2 separate regions of the Homo sapiens genome follow, and region 1 is linked to region 2. A link is a contact called in ENCODE Hi-C or POLR2A ChIA-PET data. All regions are on one chromosome and are shown on one strand. The core of a region is the stretch at or near the end of the contact, and the rest is flanking DNA. Distances in the headings are between cores, read along the strand shown.

Region 1 (6,800 bases), core at 2,305-4,804, 54 kb before region 2:
CCCACTCTTATTTTGACCCAGAAAAATGAACATAAACACCATACTTAGCCTGGCGTGGTGGCTTACGCCTATAATCCCAGCACTTTGGGAGGCCGAGGCAGATGGATCACCTGAGGTCAGGAGTTTTAGACCAGCCTGACCAACGTGGCAAAACCCTGTCTCTATTAAAAATATAAAAAATTAGCTGAGTGTGGTGGTGGGCACCTGTAATACTAGCTACTTGGGAGGCTGAGGCAGAAGAATTGCTTGAACCCAGGAGTCGGAGGTTGCAGTGAGCCCAGATCGTGCCATTGCACTCCCACCTGGGCAACAGAGCAAGACTGTCTCAAAAAACAAACAAACAAACAAACAAAAAACACCACACTTAGGCTGGGCGCTGTGGCTCACGCTTGTAATCCCAGCACTTTGGGAGGCCAAGGCAGGCGGATCACAAGGTCAGGAGATCGAGACCATCCTGGCTAACATGGTGAAAACCCGTCTCTACTAAAAATACAAAAAAATTAGCTGGGTGTGGTGGTGGGTGCCCGTAGTCCCAGCTACTCGGGAGGCTGAGGCAGGAGAAGGCCGTGAACCAGGAGGCGGAGCTTGCAGTGAGCCAAGATCGCGCCACTGTACTCCAGCCTGGGCAACAGAGAAAGACTCCGTCTCAAAAAACAAAAAACACCACACTTAGTGTCCAACCACAGGGAAACAAGGTCTGTTTGCAGATCACACCCGAGGAGGTTGGGTTGAGAAGCCAAGTCTACTCCTCAAAATCCTGATTTCCCACATATCCCTGAGGGCCCCCGCAACTCTTCTCCTCACTCCTGTCCCAGGGCAGACACACTCTGCTGTTTTACATCTCGTTCCCTTTGCTATTTTTTTGCCTCCCATCTTTCTCCCTTTTTTTTCTTCCTGGCTAACTCCTAGCATCTTTTAGTGTCACCTCCTACAGGAAGCCTGCCCTGAATTCCCTCTTTTTGAGACAAGTCTTGCTCTGTTGTCCAGGCTGGAGTGTAGTGGCACCACCATAGCTCACTATAACCTCAGCCTCCTGAGATCAAGCAATCCTCCTGCCTCAGCCTTTTGAAAAGTTGGGACTACAGATGTGCACCACAACATCTAGCTAATTATTATTATTATATAGTTTTATTTATTTATTTATTTATTTTGAGATGGAGTCTCACTCTGTTGCCCAGGCTGAAGTGCAGTGGCGTGATCTCGGTTCACTGCCACCTCTGCCTCCTGGCTTCAAGCGATTCTAATGTCTCCGTCTCCCTAGCTGGGACTACAGGTACACACCACTATGCCCGGCTAATTTTTTTTGTGTTTTTTATTTAGTAGAGACGGGGGTTTCACCATGTTGGCCAGGCTAGTCTCGAACTCCTGACCTCAAGTGATACACCCCTGTCTGCCTCCCAAATTGCTGGGATTACAGGCGTGAGCCATTGTGCTTAGCCTTCTGTCCTGAATTCTCTAGGCTGGGCTTGATGACCTTCCTCTGGGCACCCTGTGAAAACATCCCTCCTAATACCATATTCTACGTAAATTGGTTATTCAGGGCTTTCTCTTCCTACTTGCCAATAAACAATTTGGGAGCAGAGAACATGAAACCCTGGGCTCTACCACTTGCTAGCTGTGTGACTCCAGGCAAGACTGAAACTGCCTTTGCAAAATTATGACTGAGACAGTGAAAGAGATTTAATTTAACTGACTCCATCTTGCTTCTAACCTCTAAGCTGTCCATGTCCATTCCTGGGCTTAAGCTGAACTAACTTTGGGAGAAACTTATAGTTTATAGTTTAAACAAAGACAGTAACAGCCCTTTCCCGAAGACCTCCTTCTTGCCTGGGGACTAGATTGCCTTTGTAGGATTAACATTAGCTACAAGATTATAAATTATGGTTTAGGAGTCATGCAGCTGGAAGCTACAAGATTCTGATCCTCACTAAACTGCTCCTAAGATCAATGCTTAAGATATTTTGCAGACCTTGCACTTGATGGATCAGCTGGCACTACCCAAATCAATAAACTGATTTATGTGATCTTGTGGCTCCCCACCTAGGAACTGACTCAGGGCAAGAAGACAGCTTTGACTCCCTGTGATTTTATCTCTGACCAATCAGCACGCCTGGCTTACTCTTTCCCCCACCCACCAAGTTATCCTTAAAAACTCTGCAGCCAGAATGTTCCGGGAGACTGATTTGAGTAATAATACAACCCAGGGCCAGGCGCGGTGGCTCATGCCCGTAATCTTAGCACTTTGGGAGGCCCAGGCTGGCGGATCACCTGAGGTCGGGAGTTCGAGACCAGCCTGGCCAATATGGAGAAACTCTGTCTCTACTAAAAATACAAAATTAGCAGTGTGTGGTACCACATGCCTGTAATCCCAGCTACTCGGGAGACTGAGGCAGGAGAATCGCTTGAACCCAGGAGGCGGAGGTTGCGGTGAGCCGAGATCACACCATTGCACTCCAGCGTGGCGACAAGAGCGAAACTCCATCTCAAAAAATAAATAAATTAATAATAATAATAATAAAACTCAGGTCTCCCACACAGCCAGTTCTGTGTTAATTACTCTTTCTCTATTGCAATTCCCGTCTTGATGAATCGGCTCTGTCTGGGGAGCAAGAAGACAGCTTTGACTCCCTATGATTTTATCTCTGACCAATCAGCACTCCTGGTTCACTGTCTTTCCCCCACCCACCAAGTTATCCTTAAAAACTCTGCTGCTGGAATGTTCGGGGAGACTGATTTGAGTAATAATACAACTCAAGGCCAGGCACCGGCAAGGTGAACCCCTTGGGCAGTTACAAGACACCTCATCTCTTCGAGCTTGTTTGCTTATCAATAAAATGGGCATGAAGATGATGATGATGATGAGCTGTTGCTGTGAGAGTTAACTGAATATTAAATGTGTTTCAGGCCGGGCGCGGTGGCTCACGCCTGTAATCCCAGCACTTTGGAAGGCCGAGGCGGGCGGATCACGAGGTCAGGGGATGGAGACCATCCTGGCTAACACGGTGAAACCCCGTCTTTACTGAAAATACAAAAAATTAGCCGGGCGTGGTGGCGGGCGCCTGTAGTCCCAGCAACCTGGGAAGCTGAGGCAGGAGAATGGCGTGAACCCGGGAGGCGGAGCTCGCAGTGAGCCAAGATGGCGCCACTGCACTCCAGCCTGGGCGGCAGGATGAGACTCCCTCTCAAAAAAAAAAAAAAAAAAAAAAGTTTTAAATATGTGTTTCAGGCTCACAGTAGCAGTTGCTCAGTTGCAATACTGTTTATTATTAGTGTCTCTGGGACTGATGGTGAGGATTCCTCCACACTTGTGGGAGTAGATGGAGGGAACCTGTGCCCAGCTTGGGTGTTTCCGGGCTGAGCACGCGCCTCTGGCTGGCTTCGGCCCCCCGGGACCCTCCTCTCCTGTCCCCTGCTCTCTTGCTCCCACTTTTCCTACCTCCCTTTTATTCAGGCCCAGCAGAAAGGGGATTCTCAGAAAGTGATACCTGGGGAAAAGAAAGCCAGGAAACGAGGGGGAAAAGGGTGGAGGCGACTTCGTCCCCACAAGCCTGGCTGGCTCCTCGCAACCGCAGGGTTTCGTGGGCTCCTCCCTGGCCTTCTGTTGCTTCCTGTTTCCTGGGTTTTGTTCTGAGAAACTTTGCAATTCCCCCACCCCTTCCTTCTCCCACGAGCAGCACAACCCTGTCCTCCTCCCTGTAGACCTCCCCTCTCTTTTCTCCCAGGCCTCTCTCGGCTTCCCCTAAACACACACGCGCGCACACACACACACACACACACACACACACACCCCGGCTGGCAGGCCTGCTCACCGATTTCTTATCACCTTTCCACCAGCCTGAGTAGACTCTCCTGCACTTTCCTGTCTGTTGGTCAGGAAGGCTGAGGGTGCCGTAGCCGTCTCGCTTCCCAAACTTCCAGTCCCCCTCATAGATGGCTCCTTTCTTCTTCCAGACCTGTGTTCCTTTCCCTGGTGACACACAGATGGGCAATGCTGCAGACATGGCCGCCGGGGGGTGGGGGTGGTGTGCCTGCCTGAGCCTCAGGGGCCCCCAACTAGACGAATCTAGAGAGCTGGGACAGGCTCTGCGCATCATCCTAGACACCAAGTACCCAGGAGAAGGCCAGGAAAGTTCCATTTCTTTCTTTCTTTCTTTCTTTCTTTTTTTTTTTTGAGGCAGTGTCTCACTCTGTCGCCCAGGCTGGAGTGCAGTGGCGCGATCTCAGCTCACTGCAACCTCTGCCTCCCGGGTTCAGGAGATACTCCTGCCTCAGCCTCCAGAGTAGCTAGGACTACAGGTGTGCGCCAACACACTTAGCTAATTTTGTGTTTTAGTAAAGATGGGGTTCCATGTTGGCCAGGCAGGTCTGAAACTCCTGACCTCAAGTGATATGCCCACCTCGGTCTCCCAAAGTGCTGGGATTACAGGCGTGAGCCACTGCGTCCGGCCAGAGGTAATTCTCTTATTTGTTGATTAGTGTCGCATGCCTGTCTTTTCCAGGAGAATGTGAGCTGCAGGAGGGCACAGACTTTGGTCTGTTTTGTTCCCTGCACTGAAAAACTGTGCCTGGAGGCTGGGTGCAGTGGCTCGAGCCTGTAATCCCAGCACTTTGGGAGGCTGAGGCGGGTGGATCACCTGAGGTCAGGAGTTCGAGACCAGCCTGACCAAAATGGCGAAACCCTGTGTCTACTAAAAATACAAAAATTAGCCAGGCGTGGTGGCAGGCGCCTGTAATCCCAGCTACTCAGGAAGCTGAGGCATGAGAATCTCTTGAACCTGGGAGGCGTGGGTTGCAGTGAGCCGAGATGACGTCGTTGCAGTGAGCCGAGATGACGTCATTGCACTCCAGCCTGGGAGACGAGCGAAACTCCATCTCAAAATCAAACAAACAAACAAACAAACTGTTCCTGGCATGTTGTAGGTGACTAATACCTGCTAATTTACTGTTTTCTCTTTTTTTTTCTTTCTTTCTTTCTTTTTTTTTTTTTTGAGACAGAGTCTTGCTGTGTTGCCCAGGCTGAAGTGCAGTGTTGCGATCTCGGCTCACTGCAACCTCCGCCTCCTGGTTCAAGAGATTCTCCTGCCTTAGCCACCCCAGTAGCTAGAATTACAGGTGCCCGCCACCATGCCCAGCTAATTTTTGTATTTTTAGTAGAGACGGGGTTTTACCATATTGGCCAGGCTGGTCTCTAACTCCTGACATCGTGATCCGTCTGCCTTGGCCACCCATAATACTGGGATTGCAGGCATGAGCCACCGCACCCGGCCTTTTTTTTTCTTTCTTTCTTTCTTTTTTTTTTTTTTTAAGACGGAGTTTTGCTATCGTTGCCTGGGCTGGAGTGCAATGGCACGATCTCGGCTCACTGCAACTTCCACCTCTCAGGTACAAGCAATTCTTCCACCTCATCCCCCCAAGTAGCTGGGATTACAGGAATGCACCAGCACGCCTGGCTAATTTTGTATTTTCAGTAGAGACGGGGGTCTCTCCATGTTGGTCAGGCTGGTCTCGAACTCCCGACCTTAGGTGATCTGTCCGCCTCGGCTTCCCAAAGTGCTAGGATTACAGGCGTGAGCCACCGCGCCTGGCCTTTTTCTTTCTTTTTTTTAGACAGGATCTGGCTGTGTTGGCTATGCTGACGTACACAGCTCGCTGCAGCCTCAACCACCCAGGCTCAAATGATCCTTCTGCCTCAGCCTCCTGAGTAGCTGAGACCACAGGTGCATGCCACTACACCTGGCTAATTTTTTAAAAAAATTTTATAGAGGCAGAGTCTCTCTATGTTGCCCAGGCTGGTCTCAAACTACTGGGCTCAAGCAGTCCTCCTGCCTAGGCTTCCCAAAGTATTGGGATTACAGGCATGAGGCACCACACCAGGCATTTCTTTCTTTTTAGAGATGGGGTCTTGCTATGTTACCCAGGCTGGTCTTGAACTCTTGAGCTAAAGAGATTCTCCCTTCTCAGCCTCTCGACGAGCTGGGAATACAAGCACACACCAGTACACCGAGCTTAATACATATTTAACAAAACGATGAATAAAATATTTGTGGAGTACCAATATTGGTCAATTCATGTCTGGGTCCTTGGTAACCCAGGAACAAATTCAACATTATCCCTCTGAGCTTTGTGACCTTGACCAAGTAAGTTAATTCTTTGGGTCTCTCTGAGCCTCAGATATCTCAGCTGTAAAATGGGTATAAGAATATCTTATGGGGGGGCTGGGCGCAGTGGCTCACGCCTGTAACCCAGCAGTTTGGGAGGCCGAGGCGCGCTGATCACTTGAGGTCAGGAGTTTGAGACCAGCCTGGCCAACATAGTGAAACCTGGTCTCTACTAAAAATACAAAAATTAGCTGGGCGTGGTGGTGCTTGCCTGTAATCCCAGCTACTCTGGAGGCTGAGGTAGGAGAATCACTTGAATCTGGGAGGTGGAGGTTGCAGTGAGCTGAGATGGCGCCACTGCACTCCAGCTTGGGCGACAGAGTGAGACTGTGAAAGAAAGAAAGAGAAGGAGAGAGGGAGGGAGGAAGGGAGGAAGGGAGGAAGGAAGGAAGGGAAGAAAGAAAGAAAACGTGCCATTTGTGACAACATGGATGAATCTGGAGGACATTATGCCAAGTGAAATAAGCCAAGCAGAGAAAGACAAATACTGCATGATTTTACTTATATGTGGAATCTAAAAAGTCAAACTCATAGAAACAGTAAAATAGCAATTAGCAGGGGCTGGTGGGGTGGGGAAAATGTGGAGATGTTCTGTCAAAGGGTGCATACTTTTTGTTACAAGATGTACAAGATTTGGAGACC
Region 2 (6,623 bases), core at 191-2,690:
CTTGAACTCCCAACCTCAGGTGATCCTCCTGCCTCAGCCTCCCAAAGTGCTGGGATTACAAGCGTGAGCGACCGCGCCCGGCCTCCTTCTTTCTTTATGAGACTGGGTCTCGCTCTGTTACCCAGGCTGGGGTGCAGTGGTGCAATCATAGCTTACTGCAGCCTTGACCTCCCAGGCCCAAGGAATTCTTGGACCTCAGCCTCCGGAGTAGCTGGGACCACAGGCGCGTGCCACCACACCCAGCTAATCTGTAAATTTTTTGTAGAAACAAGGTCTCCTTATGTTGCCCCCGTTGGTGAGAATACATTTCTATTGTTTAAACTACCCAGGTTGTGGTTATGGCAGCTTTAGCAACGAACACAGGGGGCCGGGCACGGTGGCTCATGCCTGTAATCCTAGCACTTTGGGAGGCCAAGTCGGGCGGATTACTTAAGGTCAGGAGTTCGAGAGCAGCCTGGCCAACACTGCAAAACCCCGCCTCTACTAAAAATACAAAAATTAGCTGGATGTGGTATAACCTGGCTACTCCAGAGGCTGAGGTATGAGACGCACTTGATTCCGGGAGGCGGAAGTTGCAGTGAGCTGAGATCACACCACTGCACTCCAGCCTAGGCGACAGAAAAAAAAAAAAACACCCATAAAAATAGAAGAAAAAAGAAAGATAAAAAAGTAAAGTAACACAGGTGTCATTTGAAACTGAGGCCTGAATGATGAAAAAAAGGCACATCGTATGAAGATTTAGAGGGAAGAAAGTTCCATGCAAGGTCAGGAAGAGAAAAAGCAATGGCTGGAGGGTACGAGTCCAGGGCGGTGAGATAGAAGGGACTGGAAAGCTAGGCAGGGGCAGTTCTTGCAGGACTTGGCAGAGGAGGGGACAGAACTGGATTTAATCAGCTTGGAGGCGGTTGTCCCTTGAGCGACAGAAACAGCTGTTAAGAACGTCACCCAGAGCGTTAGAGGGCAGGAATCTAGGATGTATTAGCTGCAGCACATAATAATGACAACGTGAAATGACCGTGCCCTCTCTGCGCTGCGCCGCCCGGCCCCCGACCTTTTTGGATGGTCGATGTCAGCGCCAGCCTTCCGGGGCGCTGGCCTGGGCTCAAGTCAGGCAATGACCAGGGGCCGGTGAGCTTTCATTTCACCTCCCCCAAATCTCCTTTCCCCAAACTCTAGACACCCCCAAAACACACAATCTAAGTCAAATAATCTCTGCAAATGCAACCTGCAGACAAGTCCCCCAACTCTTCCTGGAAGAGACAGATTCTGGAGGCGCAGAGGCACTGCCAAGGGGGCCGCAACAGACCCCGAAAGACCTTGCGAGCCTGCCATGTCCCGGTCCGGAACGCCGCACGCGGGGCGGGGCGGGGCACATGCGCACGCGCGGCCCCGCCTCCCAGGCGTGGGGCGGGGCGGGCGCCGGGGCGGGGCCGTGACGTCAGTTGCGCGCGTGGCTCTGGCTGCGCAGGAACAGCTGGTGCCTCCGAGGGCGGTCGGCGAGCGCGCGGGCGTGGGGCGCTGGGGGGCCGGTCGGGCAGCGCTGCGGGAGCAGCCGCCGGCACCGCCGCCTTGCACCATCGCATCATGTCCGGGCAGCTGGAGCGTTGCGAGCGCGAATGGCACGAGCTGGAGGGAGAATTTCAAGAACTGCAGGTAGGGCCAGGCCACCTGGTCCCGCAACTCTGCTGCCCGCGGTGCAGCGCCTTGCCCTTCCTGAGCCCCCCGGCCCGGGCGGTGGGGACAGTCAGGGCCTAGGGAGTGCCCCGGAGAGGCCCTGGGGGCGGACGGGAGGCATGGACCAGCCCCCTCCCATCACCCGGCGCTTCAGCTCTTCGTCCACGTGGGGCGCCGGGTCGCAGCCCCCTCTTCCGCCGCCCTCCCACTGGCTCTCTGCTCCACGCACCCCCTTCGCTGCAGAAAGTTGGTCTGTGGCCTCTGAGGCAAGTTCCAGGCGTGTTCATCTGTGGGGGTGGTTCAAAGAGAACAGCCCAGCCCCCACCTCTGCAGGGTCTCCCCAGATCTCACCCCGCCCCCTCCCATCTGCTTTTGGTAGCTCAGCTCCCACCCCGTGCTCTGGCGGGGCAGCACTATCCTGCAGCTCTGTTTTGGGAGGTGTACTTAAGAGCTGTTCACCTTGAACCTCTAGGTTGTGCTTGGGGATTAGGGACCCCTATTTCCTGTCTTTGGGGGCTCTGACGCTGCTGCAGGCTGATTTTGGCGTGGAGAGCATCTGTCAGTTCGGACAGCTGAGTAGCCTCACCCAGTGATAGGGGAAACTCCCAGCTCTATCCTTCTGGCCCGGAGCCTTACACGGGGTGGAGTGAGGGCGGGTGTAAGGCGGGGGTCCCCTGAGAGAATGGCATTGCTGCTGGGTGTGGGGAGCGGTCCTGGCAGCAGTTGTTCCTGCTAAGAGGTTCAGAGAGGCCCCAGCTACCTACCGTGTTGACTAGAGACGCCTCAGGAAACCTTGGGGTTGACCAAGAGGGACTCGGTGACTATTTTTGAAGACAGGGCTGTTCCCTCTCCAGTCACGGGATTGTTTTTCGGGGGGTTGGCTTTGCCTGAAATTACATTGCACACTATCACCCCAGTCCTCTCATTTGGAGCAGTGACATTGTCCCTGTCCATGTACCTCTTGTCTGCAGTTCAGTTGGCCTCCTACAGTGTGCAGAGGGGAGAGGAGGTTGCCAAGGGTGTCTCTGATGGGTCTTTCTAGACACGTGGTTGTAGATTCTGATCAATAGACAGAGGGTTGCTGGAGAGCCGGGGCAGGAATGGGGGTGCCCTTTCAGGCATGAATAGAGGGGAAGGGACCTAGACACATCTCGACCTGTCCAGCATGTGTAGGTTGATGCCTTCTCTTCTAGGGCCTGGGTCCCATCCGGTTCTCAGGGGACTGTTTTGGCTCCACTCCCACGGAGAAGACTCAGCCACTTCTTGTTTTGTTTTGTTTTGTTTTGTTTTTGTGACAGAGTCTCACTGTCGCCCAGGCTGGAGTGCAGTGGCGTGATCTCGGCTTACTACAGCCTCCGCCTCCCGGGTTCGAGCCATTCTCTGCCTCAGCCTCCTGAGTAGCTGGAATTACGGGTGTGCGCCACCGTGCCCGGCTAATTTTTTTGTGTTTTAGTAGAGATAGGGTTTCACTATGTTGGCCAGGCTTCTGACCTCAGGTGATTCACCCACCTCGGCCTCCCAAAGTGCTGAGATTACAGGCATGAGCCACTGTGCCTGGCCCTCAGCCACTTCTTTTTTTTTTTTTTTTTTTTTTTGAGATAGAGTCTTGCTCTGTCACCAGACTTGAGTGCAGTGGCACGATCGTGGCTCACTGCAACCTCCGCCTCCCGGATTCAAGCGATTCTCCTGCCTCAGTCTCCCAAGTAGCAGAGATTATAGGTGCGCGCCACCATGCCCAGCTAATTTTTGTATTTTTAGTAGAGACAGGGTTTCACCATGTTGGCCAGGATGGTCTCAATCTCTTGACCTCGTGATCTGCCTGCCTCGGCCTCCCAAAGTGCTGGGATTACAGTAGTGAGCCACCGTGCCTGGTCCTCAGCCACTTCTTAATGCTTTGTCTTACTGGGCTCGGAGGTCATGGTCAGCTGTGGAACCAAGTGGGTGTTAGGGTTGGGAATGGGAGAAGAGAAGAGGTTTGCTGTGTGAAGCTTGTGTTGTTCATAATTCCTGTCCCTTGCTTTGCCTTAGACAAGGAGGAGGAGGGGGAAGAGTCTTAACACTTCAGAGTGAGGCCCAGCGCGGCGGCTCATGCCTGTAATTCCAGAACTTTGGGAGACCGAGGCGGGTGGATCACAAGGTTTGGAGTTTGAGACCAGCCTGGCCAACACAGTGAGACCCTGTCTCTACTAAAAATGCAAAATTAGCTGGGTGTGGTGGCATGTACCTATAATCCCAGATCCTCGAGTGGCTGAGGCAGGAATTGCTTGAAACTGGGAGGGGGAGGTTGCAGTGAGACAAGACTGTGCCATTGCACTCCAGCCTGGGCAACAGAGCAAGACTCCGTCTCAAAAACAAAACAAAACAAAAAACAGCAACAACACTTAAGAGCTGTGCAATTAATGCAATTAACAGCAATTAGATAGCAAGTCTTGGCAGGCAGAGGTTGCAAAGGAGTTGTTTGACTCTTTCTTAGGACTTGGTCCTCAGATGCTGAGGTATGTTAGGGACAAAGGGATTGGGAATCAATTCTTGATTTTGTTCCCTGGTGCACAGCAAGGGTTGTAGAAGAAGGTCTGAGTGAGTGGAAACTGATGCCTCCTGCTCGGTTCATGATGGGGGAACTAGAAGGGACTGCATCCTACTTTGGGGAAGAGGGAGCCTGCTTGCTGCAGGCTTTGGTGGTCACCTGCTGGGTCAGGGGCCAGTCAGGGATGGCTCCCGGTGTCAAGATCATAGATCGGAGCAGAAACTGCCATCTACATCTTCAATTCACAGATGAGGAAACTGAAGCTTGGGCATGCTGATTCCCTGGACGGGGGCCACACAGCTAGTTAGTGGTAAAGTTGGGGCCATAATTTAGTTCTCTAAATATTGGTAGGCCCCTCTCTGCCTTCTCACGTTCCCCTTCATGTTAGATGTGAGAGCTCTGAACTCTCAAGATGCAAGGCTCTGGGACTCTGTATATGGTAAGTAGGATGTCCATTGCGTATGTGCTGGGCAGTTTCGGATACGAGATATTTGTTGGGAGCTCGGTGCATTGGCTCATACCTGTAATCTCAGCACTTTGGGAGGACAAGTTGGGAGGACCGCTCCCAGCAGGATTGCCCAGCAGTTTGAGACCAGCCTGGGAAACATAGGGAAACCCCTGTCTCTACAAACAGTAAAAAAAAAAAATTGCTGGGTGTGGTGGTGCATGGTTGTGGTCCCAGCTACTAGGGAGGCTGGAGTAGGAGGGCTGTTTGAGCCCCAGAGGTCAAGGCTGCAGTGAGCCATGATTGCACCACTGTACTCTAGCCTGGGTGACAGAGTTAGACCCTCTCTCTCAAAAAAAAAAAAAAAGAGATTTGTTGGGGAACAAGCAGGTAACAGCAGGTAGGTAGGTGGGCACACTGAACTAGAAAGCTTAACAATAGGAAGGATTTTTTTTCTACTAGAAAATCCTGGTCTATTTTAATTTTCCTACATCTTCCTTAGAATCCGGGTTGAGGGTTTCATATTTGTATCTCATTGATTCTGGGGTGATGTGTAACAATGTGTAATGTCTCTGTGTCTTACCTCTTTTTCTCTTTTTTTTTCTTTCTTTTTTTTTTTTTTTGAGACACAGTCTTGCTCTGTCGCCCAAACTAGAGTACAGTGGCACAATCTTGGCTCACTGCAACCTTTGCCTCCCGGGTTAAAGCTATTCTCCTGCCTCAGCCTCCTGAGTAGCTGGGATTACAGGCACCCGCCACCGTGCCCGGCTAATTTTTATATTTTTAGCAGAGACAGGGTTTCACCATCTTGGCCAGTCTGGTCTAGAACTCCTGACCTCGTGATCCATCTGCCTTGGCCTCCCAAAGTGCTGGGATTACAGGCGTGAGCCACTGCACCTGGCTTTCCTTTTTTGAATGAAGGAAAGAAAGAGCAAACCTAATTCTCAGACCCCAGAAGATTTGAAAGATCTTTGGAATTTCCCTCCTCCCCACCCCAAGAAAACCCAATGTAATCTCTGGGACTGAGGAGAGGAAAGGATCAGTTTTCTTTGGACTGTGATTTGCATGTGTCAGGGCCTTCCTGAACCCTGGGGCACAGTTGAGTCTCCATGAGGACTTAGTTTTTGGGTGGCTGGGGTTTCAGGCATGCTGGTGAGTTGAGTGCTAGTCTGAGACCAGTGTGCTCCTGGTCTCCTGGCCTGTGGCGTGACCGCAGAAGGTCACTTACAGACACAAGGGCAAGTAATTTAATGAGCATTTCCTGCCTTGCATCACTGGAAACCTGATCTCGTTCCTCCCAGCCAAGGAAGAAGGTGGCCCGTAGCAGCTTTTCCCTAAGTCTGACCTCACAGTGATGCAAGGGCCTTGAAGGCCATGGTAAAGATTTTGGCTTTTACTGCTAATGACATGTACATCCGTCTGGCTGCTGTGTATAGAATAGACATCAGGGAGACAGGCTCGAAGCAAGAAGATCAGCATTATTTCATTAATAACCCTATGAAATTGATCCTAGAATCTCTGTTTTACAGAGGTTAAGTCACTTATCCAAGGTCACATGGCCTGTCAGTGCAGGAGCCAGGATTCGAACCCAGGCTGTTGAACACCAGTGTCTGTGCTCTTAACTACTGCCCTAGGCTCATCTGTGCCCTGAGTACTCCTGTTAGCTTTTGTTTCTCTTCTATCTTGGCTTGTGGGGCGTCTTTCTTTCTTTTTTATTTGAGACGGAGTCTCGCTCTGTTGCCCAGGCTGGAGTGCAGTGGCTCGATCTCAGCTCACCACAACCTCCGCCTTCCAGGTTCAAGCGATTCTCCTGCCTCAGCCTCCCGAGTAGCTGGGATTACAGATGTGTGCCACCACTCCTGGCTAATTTTTGTATTTTTAGTAGAGACAGGGTTTCACTATGTTGGCCAGGCTGGTCTCGAATTCCTGACCTTGTGATCCGCCTGCCTCAGCCTCCCAAAGTGCTGGGATTACAAG

What was found. Hi-C counts contacts between places; a loop is a spot of excess contacts on that map. ChIA-PET counts read pairs that join two places held with the same protein, here RNA polymerase II (POLR2A). Pooled maps may share reads with other maps.
Region 1: a loop to region 2 is called in a pooled map, with 2.7 times the contacts of the local background. The contact joins the enhancer-like site here to the promoter of TMEM120B in region 2. A Hi-C loop is called at or near these places in 7 of 50 pooled maps. POLR2A ChIA-PET finds 5 or more read pairs at or near these places in 8 of 52 experiments (CD8-positive, alpha-beta T cell, H1, HCT116 and 5 more).

The regions. Positions count from the first base shown.
Region 1 is chr12:121,655,382-121,662,181 of GRCh38, forward strand. It overlaps MORN3 (MORN repeat containing 3), which reads right to left. Exons shown (of 6, transcript NM_173855.5): 2 at 3,810-3,967. Among named protein-coding and RNA genes, the nearest start is that of MORN3, 11 kb to the right of the region's middle. Within about 2 kb of position 3,555, at least 18 of the 41 ENCODE cell types and tissues checked have a DNase peak (open chromatin) inside an H3K27ac peak, as active enhancers do; they include CD8-positive, alpha-beta T cell, where a contact is called at or near this core.
Region 2 is chr12:121,711,312-121,717,934 of GRCh38, forward strand. TMEM120B (transmembrane protein 120B) reads left to right here and starts at 1,441. Exons shown (of 12, transcript NM_001080825.2): 1 at 1,441-1,653. The coding sequence starts at 1,585. RefSeq lists silencers at 1,283-1,542, 1,553-1,602, 1,783-1,912.